2 separate regions of the Homo sapiens genome follow, and region 2 is linked to region 1. The links are chromatin contacts, found by Hi-C or POLR2A ChIA-PET in ENCODE. All regions are on one chromosome and are shown on one strand. The core of a region is the stretch at or near the end of the contact, and the rest is flanking DNA. Distances in the headings are between cores, read along the strand shown. Region 1 has its middle 28 kb from the start of MEF2A. Region 2 overlaps MEF2A (myocyte enhancer factor 2A).

Region 1 (6,687 bases), core at 3,005-5,504:
AGTTTCTTCTGCAAATTAGGCAGGTTTGCATGTTTGATGTTTACCTTTGTAATGATAACTTCCTATCATGCTCTTAGTTCTCTACTTTGGACTATATCTGTCAGGTCCCTATTATGAGCAATAATGAAATTAGCATATTTCCTCCTCCTTCCCTACCTTTTCCTTTCCTTCATCATCTAATTTTAGTCAGTGTTATCTTTCTTATGTTTATCTTTGTACAATTTAATATGCCCATAAATCTTTTACTTGATGTTCAACCTTAAGTGATATCCTTTGATTTCTGCAACTACAAAGGGGTCAATTAGTGAGCATATTCTACCTTCCACCTTTACCTCCCTTCTCTTTTCTATTCTGGAATTGTATCATTTCTAACATCTCAGCAGATTATGGGACACATTTTCTGATCTGTCATGCTAATCCCCACATTTGTTTAAGCCTTGGAACTATAGTTAGGTATATGCTATGTTCAACCATCTCTTGGTTTTCTGAAGTTTGTCTGTATGTGTTAGATATCCTTTGCCTGTCTTCTACATCTAACATTTTCTCTTTCATCTTTTGAAAAACTTTCTTTACTTCCATTTCATCTGTTCATTGTTTTCACTTTTACTCTTTTTTGTCAATACTGTGTCTTCTCTTTTATGTTCTTGTCAATTTTGTCTTAATTCTATGGTCCTTTTGCTATGTTATTCTATTTCTTTCCCAAGTTCTTCAAGCACGTGATTTGTTTCTTCCTATTATTCTATCATCTCTTCCCTGATATATGTGTATAGATAGATAGATGATAGATAGATGATAGATAGATAGATGATAGACAGATAGATAGATAGATGATAGATAGATGATAGATAGATAGATGATAGATTAGATAGATGATAGATAGATAGACGATAGATAGATGATAGACAGATGATAGATAGATAGATGATAGATAGATGATGGATAGATGATAGATAGATAGATAGATAGATGATAGATAGATGATAGATAGATGATAGATAGATAGATGATAGATAGATAGATAGATAGATAGATAGATAGATAGATAGATTTTTTTTTTTTGAGATGGAGTTTCGCTTCCAGGCTGGAGTGCAATGGCATGATCTCTGCTCACTGCAACCTCCGCCTCCCAGGTTCAATCGATTCCCCTGCCTCAGCCTCCCAGGTAGCTGGGATTACAGGTGCCCATCACTATGCCCGGCTAATTTTTTTTTTTTCGTATTTTTAGTAGATGGGGTTTCACCATGTTGGTCAGGCTGGTCTCAAACTCCTGACCTCAGGTGATCCACCTGCGTCGGCCTCCCAAATTGCTAGGATTACAGTGTGAGCCACCGTGCCCCGGCCGATATTTTTGCTTTTTAATATTAATTTTTGCCTTGTAGTTTTACTTTTAGAGGAAATTTCTTCAATAATCTTTAAATTTCATGGCAACATATTAAGCAACATTTTACTGGTTTCATGATGACAACATTTTTCTGATAAGTATTCTTTATTTCTTGGCAAATCTTGCTGATTTTTTCAGCAAGATATAAAAGCAGGTATCTTTAAATTTGTGTTTGGGTAGTTCATTTTAAAAATTATTCATCTTGAATGACTTGGGTTTCCCCGGATCAAAAGGTTTCCGGCAGGGGAGTGGTATGGAGAGGTGGACTGGAGACAATATAACCTTCTAAATTTTACAACTCACAGAATTTCTTCTTCTCTGCTCTGCCACAGAGACAGACTGTTTCTTGCAGATAAGGCGCATCTTTGTGATTCTTTGAGCAGCTCCACCTTTTTTGCTTTTTTGTATCATATGACCCATCCAAGAGTGTTTCTGCTGCCCAGCTTTGCTTACTATACTTCTTGCTTTTTTTTAACTGAAAACAGGAGACACATATGTACACGTCGAGTAGAGCCTCTTACCTATTTTTATTGGCACTTTCAACTCTGCTACCCCCACCCCCACCCTGGGCCATCTAGCTGCTCTCTGAACCTTTTTCTTTATATTCTTCTTATAGCTTTTGCTTAATATCAGCCGCCTTGACATTCCTTGCACAAATTTTAGAGTCTGCATATAATATCTAGCTATCTTGATTTCACTGAAAGTGGAGTATGTAGGGTGTTTTTCATTCTCCTTGCTGCTTTTGTAGGATTCTCTGGAGGACAAGGTGAAAGATGTTGATTTACTCAACCATGTTCTACTTGAAGTCTGACCCTATTATTTGTCCTTGAAGTTAACACATCCTGTTGTTCATGTCCTTGTGTATTCTGAAAAATTGATTATTATCTGTTACCCAATATTTCAATTTAATTGAAATATTTGATTTTGTAATTTTTATAGATTTGATTTTTATTTTATTAAAAATTATAGAAGGAGACGATCGTAAAGAGTGAAATATTCACCAGTTGGGGTGGCAGTGTGGCTCTCAGCAGTTCCTTCTTTTGGAATTGGCACCCATACTTAGGGGGAGGCCTTATCCCTGCTCCTCTCATCACAGCTGTTTGGCACAGTAATACTGATGAGCAGTAGGCAATTGTCATAATCAACAATTCAGAAATATTACAATCACCAGTTCATAAATTCGTTTCTTACCTTTTCTTTACTTTCTTCTAAAAAGGAAATGGGAATGCATTGTTTTATTTATTGTATCTATATCTTGGGATAACTGCTATTACTATTTTCATTTTACAGATAATGAAATAAAGCTCAAAGAGGCTCAGTTTCCAAGATTACACAACCAGGTAGGTGCTGAGATAGGATTTAAATCCAAGACCACCTAAATCTGAATTACAGTCATTTTACTATATTATACTATGCTATACTATCAATATAACAACACTACACTATACACCAGACTATACTATACACTATACCATACCATACCATTACCATCCCATACCATCCCATGCCATACCACACCACACCATACCATTATCATACCATAGCATGCCATTACCTTAACATGCCATGCCATACTATGCCAGGCCATACCATACGGTTACTAGGCCATCCCATACCATACCATACCATCCCATACTAATGCCATCCCATCCCATACCATACCATCCCATCCCATACTAATACTATCCCATCCCATCCCATCCCATACCATACCATCCCATACTAATACCATCCCATCCCATCCCATCCCATCCCATCCCATCCCATACCATACAGGCAGCCTCCTTACTTTCTGGGGTGAATTCACATTTCCTGGAAATACACATATTATAAAATATACATACTATTGTGTACGTACTTTAGTAGAGTTTATAAACTTTATTAAATAACTATTCTTAAGTTTAAAGGCAGGTATATTAGTGAAGTCATTAAGTTGTTAGTAATGCCTATTTTTCTTTTCCAAATGATAACCAAAAATAATTTTTGCATGGGAAAGAGCCTTTTGTTTTTCCTCAAATTTTAAGCTTTCCCCTAGGGAATGAAAATTTCAAAGATGTTAAATAGTTCCCTAACTCAAGGTCTAAAGCAGGGGCAAATGTCCTATTCAGTAAGCCTGGGAACTCATCTACATTTCCTCCGGGTCAAGAGGCAGAGAGGCCGGAGTGCTTTCAGCTCTTGTCTGAAGATGTACACTGACAGCACATGGGCAGGTCACGAGGCAGCAGGATGCTGAGACAAGATCCATACTCCCATTCCTGACTCTGTGGCTCATACGCTGGGGAGCCCTGAGCAAGTTACTTACCCTCTTGGGATCACAGTTGCCTCATTTTTACAAAGAGTGTGTTAGACTAGATGGTCTTATATAAGGCCTCCTCCAGAGAAAAAAATGATAGAATTTGTGCTTTTTATAAGGCAGACTGTGTGAGCTATACTGTTAGAGTTTTAAAAAGCACACAGCTTACAAAAGTATTTTATAAACTATAATCTAAATAGCATCTGAAAGCAAATGCAACATTTTAAAAAATCCTTATCTCTGGGTGGTAGAATTTCCTTCTGTATGTTTTTCTGCCTTTTTCAATTTCTGTACAATGAATATGTATTATTTTTGTAATCTGAAAAAAATTGTATTTTGTTTTTTAACACATTGGAAACTGCAAGGGAACCAAAAATAGAATAAAACAACCCAAATTTTAATGTAGCCAGGATACCAGACAGAAGGCCCAACATCCCACATATTATGGAACGTTTTAAGGTGTCAGGGGGTCAGGATCTCATCTGACAGATGGACTCACCAGCAACCCAGTCCTCTCAGCAGAATCCGGGGACAGTGTTTCCATAATGACTCACGGGGACGGTGCCAGCCAACCCCAGATCACAGCCTTTTCCATTTCCAGCCCCAGAGTTGTCACAGCCTGACACTGTGGTTCTCATGGAATTCTGAAACAAGCCTGGCTTCATCATAATGACTGCCTATTCAAGGCAGAAATGGGAAGGAGGATATGACTAATGACATTTGGAGGGAGATTGGGAACAAAACCAAAAATTACAGTGACTTTCTGGTTGGGACACACTGGTTAGGAACAGAACTGCATATTCAGAAATCCAAGAGTGTGTGGCCTGGCCAAAGGACCAGAGGCAAAAATAAACATCAGACCTGCCCAATTTGTCAGTTTTGAGTGATGAATCTTGAGCTTCAGGCTGGGAGTTGGGCAAGAAGCCATTTGACAGGTGGACTCCTCAGCAGTGGGGGCAAACTTGCTTGGTGGGGAACCACAGTAGGGAGACCCATCTTGGCATGAAGGACACTCCCAGTTGTCTTGTAAATGCTATCCCCCCAACCCACGCCAAAATTATCCTCATGGCATCTCACATTCCCAAGGTAGATTCAGACAAAATCATTGTCAGTTCACAAGCTTAGCCAATTGTGTAAGACTCACAACTCCCAGGCACTCCAGTTTCCATTCATTAATAGGGGTTCTTATCCTGGACCCACGGACTTCTCAGGGGTCTGTGGACAGAATTCAGGGGTCTTTGATCTTGGGTGAAAGAGCAATTGGATGTTTATTTTTATTAACCTATGACTGAAATTTAGCATTGCCTTCTGTAATGTATGTTGGCAACAAACCACAGTAACATCAATAGTACCCTGACGTTGTCAGCAATGGGAAGTAGTGATATATTTAAATTACATTACCTTGTTGTAAATATCTCAAAATAATGCTTATGCTTATTACTGCTTGAAAATTACAGAACTCATTAGACCCACTATTAGGTCTTGTTATTCAATGCATTAATTAAGAAACACATCTATTACTATGGCACAAATTCACTTAGAAAAATATTCTAATAACTACATCCACTATAATGATTTCCACTGTAGTCCTCTGTATTTTACCTTGTGCATTTCCAAACATTCTCAAAAGTAATCCATAGGTTTCACAAGATGGCCAGAGGATCTGCAGCATAAAAACATTTAAGAATGACTGCATTAAAATAAAAATATGGTACTTCCTTTTTCATCCACATTCAACATTAGACTAAATCTTTGGTACTTGATTACCTCTGAAGACTTCGGCTGCCAGGCGAGATGGGATAATGGGTCAGAGACTCTCCATCAATATAACTTAAAATCTGCACCAAATATACAAAACAACTATTTTCAAAACATTGGAAATCAGCTAACAAAGTGTAGTGATCCATGAGAGCTGGGAAATGAATAAAGGGAAGCCTACCATTGCCAAAGTGTACAGCCAGAAGACAGTTTCCAGGCATGAGTGCAGGCAGGGGAACCCAGCTGGAGCCTGCTAGTCTCCCCTGGTTAAGAAGACTTCAGTTGGAAGTCTGAGAGACAGAGGTGGCTAGAGTTTGCAAGACATAGTATCAAAGAAGAAAGAGCTGCAAAGAGAAAGAGTTCTGGAGATCTTCAAGGAAGTCCCTGTAAGTCTTCAGCTATGGACGGATCAGCACATGCATAAGAGAAAACTACCCACGGCTGAAGAAAGAAGCCCCTGAAAGGATTACAGGGAGCAACGCTGGAAATCAGCCTGAGCAGGGAAGGGTTCACAGTTCAGTGGTCACAGATTCTACCTCAGTAATGGGGAAAAAGTTAACCCTAGACTAAATGCTATTCTGGGCCCTCCTGTCAAAACTTGAAAGTAAAATCTGAAAGAAGCAAACTGGACCCAAGTACCTTAACTGAACTTCAGGATAAAACTCAAGAATATGAATAGAAGTAGGAATACAAAAGTGTCCAACACTTAAAAATGTAAAATTGATAATGCTGGTATCTCAGAATTACCAGGCGTGCAAAACAGCAGAAAACTATGACCCATGATGAGAAAAAAATTAATCAATAGAAACTGGCCCCAAAATAACACAGATGATGTAGTTGCTAGCCAAGGACATAAATATAGTAATTATAATTGTATTTCGTGTGTACCAGAAGATAAAGATTAAACATGTTAAGTAGATATATGGTAGATATTACACACACACACACACACACACACATGAATTAAGAGATGAAAACTACCATGTCTGAGATGAAAAGTAGTTGGGACAGGATTTATGCTGCAGAAGAAAAGTTTAGTGAACTTGAAGACATGGCAACAGCAACTATCCAAAATGAAACACAGAAGAAAAAATAGAATAAAAAAACGATTAACAGAGATTCAGTGAACTGTGGAACAATTTCATGTGGTCTACTATATGTGTAATTGAAGTCTCCAAAGGAGGAGAGAGCAGAAAAAATAATTGAAGAAATAATACCCTCAATTTTTTCAAAGCTGATGAAAAATATAAACTCA
Region 2 (6,687 bases), core at 1,698-4,197, 170 kb before region 1:
GATCAAAAAAGAGAAAATGTGTTCTGATGTGGTATTTATGTTGACTTAAAAATCACTTTCAATTTAAGTGACATTTTTCACAGTTTCATATGAATGTCATTTTCTGAAGCACTGATGATGTGAAAACTTCAAAAATACTAGTGAGAATAACTAAATATTTAATTTGAAGGGTCCTATTTTTACATTAATTCTTTTAAAATAGTTGATTAGTGTCAGACACCCCACGTTAAAATAGGAACTTCTGTTACAGGCATTAGCACTTCTATTTGTTGCACAAAATGAGGACTTGATGCCACTACAAATACTGTCAGACTCCCCTAAATGAAGTATGTGTAGGTTTTAAATACCTGATGATGGCAAAGGTCATCTGTATATATAGGGATTGTACGTCTATGAGTATAGGAATCAAAACTACTTTTCTTTGCGGTATTATTTACGTGTTAACACGGTTTGAAGTCATGGCTTATTGGGTGCAGCTTGTATTCTTATTTCTTTCTCTCCAATCATGCAGTTGACCTATTTTTTAACAACAGATTCGGACATGTATCCCTTCATAGTCCCCTGGCCTTCTGTAGCAGAGGCTTTGAGTAGAGAATTTTGAATCAAGTACTGCCGACAGGGCAGTGGAAGAGCAATATTAAATGCTTTTTGCCAACTGGATGCATCTGTGTAGCATCCTATCCATGCTGGGAATGGATAAAAAAAATTCAACTATTAAATAATCCAGTTAGTCTAAGACAGTCATTGTCCTTAACGTGTAGGAGTACGACAGAAGCAGTTTCTCGCCAAACTGGCTTAAGGTAACGGTTTTTGAAAATCAAAGATCAGAGGAACACAACAGACTCTGTGTCACTAGCACATAAGAAAGCCACAGCACAACTCTATTTGTTTTTTATAAATTATGTTACAGCCTGATAACTGACATTCGGGGGTCTGAGCCAAATCAGTAAAGTATAATTCAGTGCCTTTGAGATTATGAAGAGTTAGAATGTGATTCCATTTTCTCTATCACAATTTTCAAAAGGGTACATCAGACAAAAAGGCCTTTGGCTAGATGTAGACACTTACAAACATTCGATGAGGATCCTGATCTCAGTTTATTTCTTTTTAATTTCTACTTTCTAACCTAGGTTAGAAGATGTGAGAAAGATCATGTGGATGTGGATGTATTGCCTGAGTTTCTGTCCCAGATTCACCATTTCCTAGGCATTGGGAAAATAATTTGACCTCTCTGAACTTCTTCATTGTCAAATAAAGAAGATATAGCAATCTTTGTCCTGGCTGCCTTGCACAGCTACTGTGAGAATCAAATGAGGTTACTATGTCAGAAGTGCTTTCATAACTGAAGTACTACACAAATATAAGATAATATCCTTATTGTCCTAAGAAACCCTCTGTCCCAAATTTCTATATAACTGGTGGGAAAAAAGATACATATTTTTATTCCTTCTAATCCATAGCCTAGTCTACTGCAGCTTTCATGAAGTCAAGTTGTTCTAGTATTGCTCGGCTTCTAAAGGAATCTGTCGCTGGTCTTAACAGTACAGTCTTTAGTGCAGGCCCCAGGGCACCTGTCCTTCTGCACTTCGGATCAGAGTCATCCACAATTATACTTTAGAGCTCAAGGCAAGCTGAACAACTTTCTAAGTTGTAACGGACTGTGCTTCTGATTATATTTTGGTTCTGGCACATAAAGTTCTGCATTTTTAATTGATTAAGTTTTAAATAATATAAATGGCTGTTTATAAGTTTTTAGGTATGTATTTTAAAGTCTTCAAGGACCTAATATATTTATCTCTGAGGTTCTGTAATTACAGATGTACTCTGAGGAATGTGGAAAATCAATGTATGCCAGTTCGGAATATATTTTAGTCTCAGCATCAAGTTTATAAATTTAATGACTTTTCGAGATAGAGATCTACTTTGGACTTAATTTCTTCTTTAATATTTAGTCTGGAACTTCATAAGTCCAATCACTAGGTGAAAGAATACAGTATGACATAGTTTGGCCTGGACCCTACCTACTCCATGGCATCATCTTCATGCAATCTCCTGGCATGTCTTCAAAAGCAGTGAAGACTTCAAACACTAGTTCCACTCATCTAAGCTCCTCATCTCAACGGCACTGAGTTCTACAAGAGTGAGTGATTTTCAGAACCACAAGAGGGCAGTATAGTGCTAGATAATTCATGGACGCATTCACAACTCCTTGAACAGTGAGGTCTAACCTAAGGTGAATTATTTTAGCTTGAATTATAAACTCTCATTTACTGATCATTATGGTATCATTAAGTAAAGTGTTTCTCCAAAAGATATTCATAATATAATTCAAAACATTTACAGCTGACTAGAATATTTCAGTTGGCCAATACAAAACTACACCCAAAACTGTGAGTGATCACAAAGCTAAATAAAGAACAATCTCGTATTTTAAGGGGAACAGATAACCTTCTTTGAAAAGAAAACAAACTGTGCAAAACACACCAGCATGCATAAACATGGAATATTAAAACCAACGGATGCCTTCCTCCCCCATGCTTTCATGCACTCTTAACCTTTGTCCATGCTAAGAAACATTTTCAAGTTTTTATTCCCCTTAAAGTCCTTTAATTAGCAGCTGACTTTGAAATTATATGATGACTCCTGTGAGGTTTTGGTTTTAGTTCCTAAAGAAGAAATAGATCAACTGCAAGCTGCTTTTAGTCAAGTTTATTTTCTAGAGGAAAAGCCAACAGAAAACGTTTGTTTTGGAAAAAGGGCAATAGTTGCTTTTAAGAAAAGAGCGCCTTCTGATAGAAAAGTAAACTTATATACACATTCAATTACAGACATTCCTTTTAGTAAACAGGGAACCCCCTTGTGGTTCAGGCTGTATCATGCAGGATGAAATAATTCCAACGCTGAAAAAGGTGACCTCACCAAAAATGATGTAATCTTTTTGAAAGAGAAACAACACAACATCGTGTGTTACAATCTGAGGAACTTCGAGGGTGAAGTCATTTTCTAAAAATATTTCAATAATTTGGAGAGCTATATAAGGTATTTTGTATCTTTCCTTAAAAAAAAAATTAACAAGTATCCTATGCTCATGGACAGCTACTGTTTTTAAAGGCTCTATTCCAATGTTCCCTCCAACAAATAAAATGGGTCAACACATACAATTATAAATAGAAAAACTAGAGTCTGTAGTACCAGTAGATTGCTTTATTCAAAGTGTTTGAATAGTGTTTAAAAAAATTTGTGTAACAAAGGGAACATTGGTTAGATAACAACACGTAAGAGAATTAGTACTTTCTACATCTTTTTCAACTTCCTTCAAGCAGAAACCCACACTCACCAACTCCAATTCCTCTTCCTCCGACTGTACTCAGCACATAAGAGGGATAAGAGAGTTACTAAGACTGTTGGTACTCACAAACAAAATATTTCTTTAGAAAAAACATATTTGGACACTAGCAGCTGTCTGGAACTCTAAAGAGACGATTATATACACAACAGATAGAAATATAAATTACTTGTCTCTACTTGTTGAGTTTTCAAAAGACTAGAAAAATTATTTTAAATTCTCTAGGGCCAGTATTCAAAGACACCCTCCTACCCCAACTTGGTCTGCTCTCATGCTGGCCTCTTATACATAGTCATGCTACTGCAACAGTATTTAAAAGGGGTTCCTCATCATGCTATCGATCTGTATTTGGAACTGTGAGAATATCAACTCTGTACTTGTAACTCTGTATCTTAATCACCCTACTATTACCCCACCTGGTGATACATGTTATCTATCTCCTACTGAATTCTGCTTCTTGGCAGAAAGAAACTGCTGTATGTTTTATTTCCCGCAGGAGCTAGCAGTTATAAAACAACAGGAACACAAACATTTGTTAATAAATACATGAGTTTTAAATACCAGTTTTATATATGTTTATCATTTGCAAATATATTTTCATGTGAATAAAATGACTTCAATGGAGAAAAACCACATATTTGAAGAAAATGAGACTGAAGGAGAAATGAATTCATAAGTCATGTAAAGAAAAGAAATAAGGCTGGGCACGGTGGCTCACGTCAGGAGTTCAAGACCAGCCTGGCCAAGATGGTGAAACCTTGTCTCTACTAAAACTACAAAAATTAGCCAGGTGCGGTGGCAGGTGCCTATAATCCCAGCTACTCAGGAGACTGAGGCAGGAGAATTGCTTGAACCCGGGCGGCAGAGGTTACAGTGAGCTGAGATCACGCCACTGCACTCCAGCCTGGGTGACAGAGTGAGACTCCGTCCAAAAAAAAAAAAAAAAAGAAACATTTTTGCTCCTTTTCTCCATAACATTTAGAAAATATTAACATGCTAGAAACAGTCTAATCAGTTTTTACTTGTTTTACTTGAGTAAGTTAAGCTTCTCTGTCAGTCTGTGAAAAGTGTCATTGTAAGTGCCACTGATACATGAAGCCCTAATCTGGAAGAAGGTTTCTCTGTAAATGGTGTGTGTAAAGTAGGTGGGACCGATTACTTACTCTGAAAAACAATCACTTGATCTACAACTGCTATCTCCAATGTGGGCAAGATGCTATTCAACTGTTTTGTTATAGATATCTTTACATATCTCCAAACACAAGGTACACACCAAAATATACTGTCTAACATTATAGCTGTGTATGTGTAAAACATATGGTTTTCACTTTAATATACAGGAATAAGCGTGTAAATAGTTCATACGACACATTTTGAGTTTTCCATGGAGATCCTTCATGCTCTCCTAACAATCAGACATAACTTTATTAAGCAATTGCTAAAATGCTTAAATGGAGTTTGTCTCTAAATTGGCAGTTTACTAACAATTCTTGTAAACATTTCTGTACCCTACATGACATTTTGTAGAGTTTATTTCTGAAAGACAGTAGCAAGTATTGCATATCCAGTACCTGAAAGGTGAGCTATGGGACCATCCTAAATGCCATTTTTTCTTGGCTCCCTTTTGGGGTGTATTTCTTTGTTATGTATGTATGTATATATTTTAAACTATTTATTCTGAAATAATTTTAGACAGCATTTACAAAGAGAGCTCCCTCACATCTCACTCAGCTTTCCACATTGTTAACATCACAAGGAAATACAATGCAGTTGTCGAAACTAATAAAAATAATACAGCACCAATTAAAGCTTTGGACTTTACTTGGATTTCACCAGTCTTTCAACTGATGTCCTTTTTCCTGACCCAGGATCAGATCCTGGATCCCACAAGCCTTTAGTTCTCACATCTCCTTCGTCTCCTCTGCTCTGTGACAGTTCCTCAGTCTTTCCTTTTCATGACCTTGACAACTTGTTTTGCATGACCTTGACAACTTGTTTTGAAAGAGTGCTGATCAGTTATCTTATAGAATGTCTCTCAATTTGGGTCTGATTTTCATTCATAATCAGATAGAAGGGCATGGATTTTTGCAAGAATACCACAAAGAGACATGGCTTTCTTAGCATGTCATATTGGAAGGCACATGTTGTCTTTATGTCCCATTACTGGTGATGTTAACCTTGATCCTCCGGTTAAGGCAGTGTTTTCCAGGATTCTCTTATTTCTAATTCTCTAATTTTTCCCTTTGTAAGAAATGAATATTGGGGAAGAGACATTCTGAGACAAAGCAAAATAGCTTTTTACTTAAACTTTTTGCCCACTTATGTTAGCATTTATCCACTGACTTTGCCTGCAACAATTACCATTGTACTGTGGTGTTCTAATGCTGATTTACTCTCTCTCATTCTTTCTACATTTATTAATTAGTTATTTTCTAAGGAAGAGTTGTCCCTTTTTCCCCTTATTTATTCTATCATTTATTTATATCAGTAATGGACTCAATGTTTTTTATTCCCTGGGCTATAATCCAATACTATTGTTATTTTGTTACTCAAATTGTTCTAGTTTTGGCCACTGGAAACTCTTTTGAAAGGCCAGCTCCCGTGACTTTTGATACGCACTTTCTTAACCTCTGACAACCCCGGCTCATCCCGTTTCCCTGCCCCAGCTCTACAACAAACCATTTTTTTCCAAGCAGCCCTGAGTCCTTGTATTAGAAAATGGTGTTCTGAAACTAAAATCTGAGCACCAGGTATGTTCAGTTACTGGATGCTATTGCCTCACAGACCTCTCAGCAAACAGAGCTAGGAAATATATGATGTATACTAATTCATATGTACACACAACTGTACCTTTTTTGTGTGTGTGTGACAGGGTCTCGCTGTGTCAGCCAGGCTGGAGTGCAGTGGTACAATCATAGGCCACTGCAGCCTCGACTTCCTGGGCTCAAGCGATCCTCTCACCTCAGCCTCCCAAGTAGCTGGGACTATGGGGGCATCCTACCACACTCGACTAATTTTTGTATTTTTAGTAGAGACGGGGTTTCGCCATGTTGGCCAGGCTGGTCTCAAACTCCTGAGCTCAACATCTGCCCGCCTCAGCCTCCCGAAGTGCTGGGATTACAGGCACGAGCCACTGTGCCCAGCCAGACACATACGTACATATGTGTGTGTGTGTGTGTGTGTGTGTGTATATATACACACATATATACGTATGTGTCTGGCTGGGCACAGTGGCTCATGCCTGTAATCCCAGCACTTCGGGAGGCTGAGGCGGGCAGATGTTGAGCTCAGGAGTTTGAGACCAGCCTGGCCAACATGGCGAAACCCCGTCTCTACTAAAA

What was found. A loop is a pair of places that touch in the nucleus more often than their neighbours do. ChIA-PET counts read pairs that join two places held with the same protein, here RNA polymerase II (POLR2A). Pooled maps may share reads with other maps.
Region 2: a pooled map shows a loop between it and region 1 (2.7-fold over the local background). The contact joins two enhancer-like sites. A Hi-C loop is called at or near these places in 4 of 50 pooled maps. POLR2A ChIA-PET finds 5 or more read pairs at or near these places in 2 of 52 experiments (CD8-positive, alpha-beta T cell and OCI-LY7).

What each region holds. Positions count from the first base shown.
Region 1 is chr15:99,534,483-99,541,169 of GRCh38, reverse strand. No RefSeq gene overlaps it. Among named protein-coding and RNA genes, the nearest start is that of MEF2A, 28 kb to the left of the region's middle. Within about 2 kb of position 4,254, at least 12 of the 41 ENCODE cell types and tissues checked have a DNase peak (open chromatin) inside an H3K27ac peak, as active enhancers do.
Region 2 is chr15:99,700,036-99,706,722 of GRCh38, reverse strand. It overlaps MEF2A (myocyte enhancer factor 2A), which reads right to left. Exons shown (of 12, transcript NM_001319206.4): 9 at 3,338-3,361. Among named protein-coding and RNA genes, the nearest start is that of LYSMD4, 30 kb to the left of the region's middle. Within about 2 kb of position 2,947, at least 13 of the 41 ENCODE cell types and tissues checked have a DNase peak (open chromatin) inside an H3K27ac peak, as active enhancers do.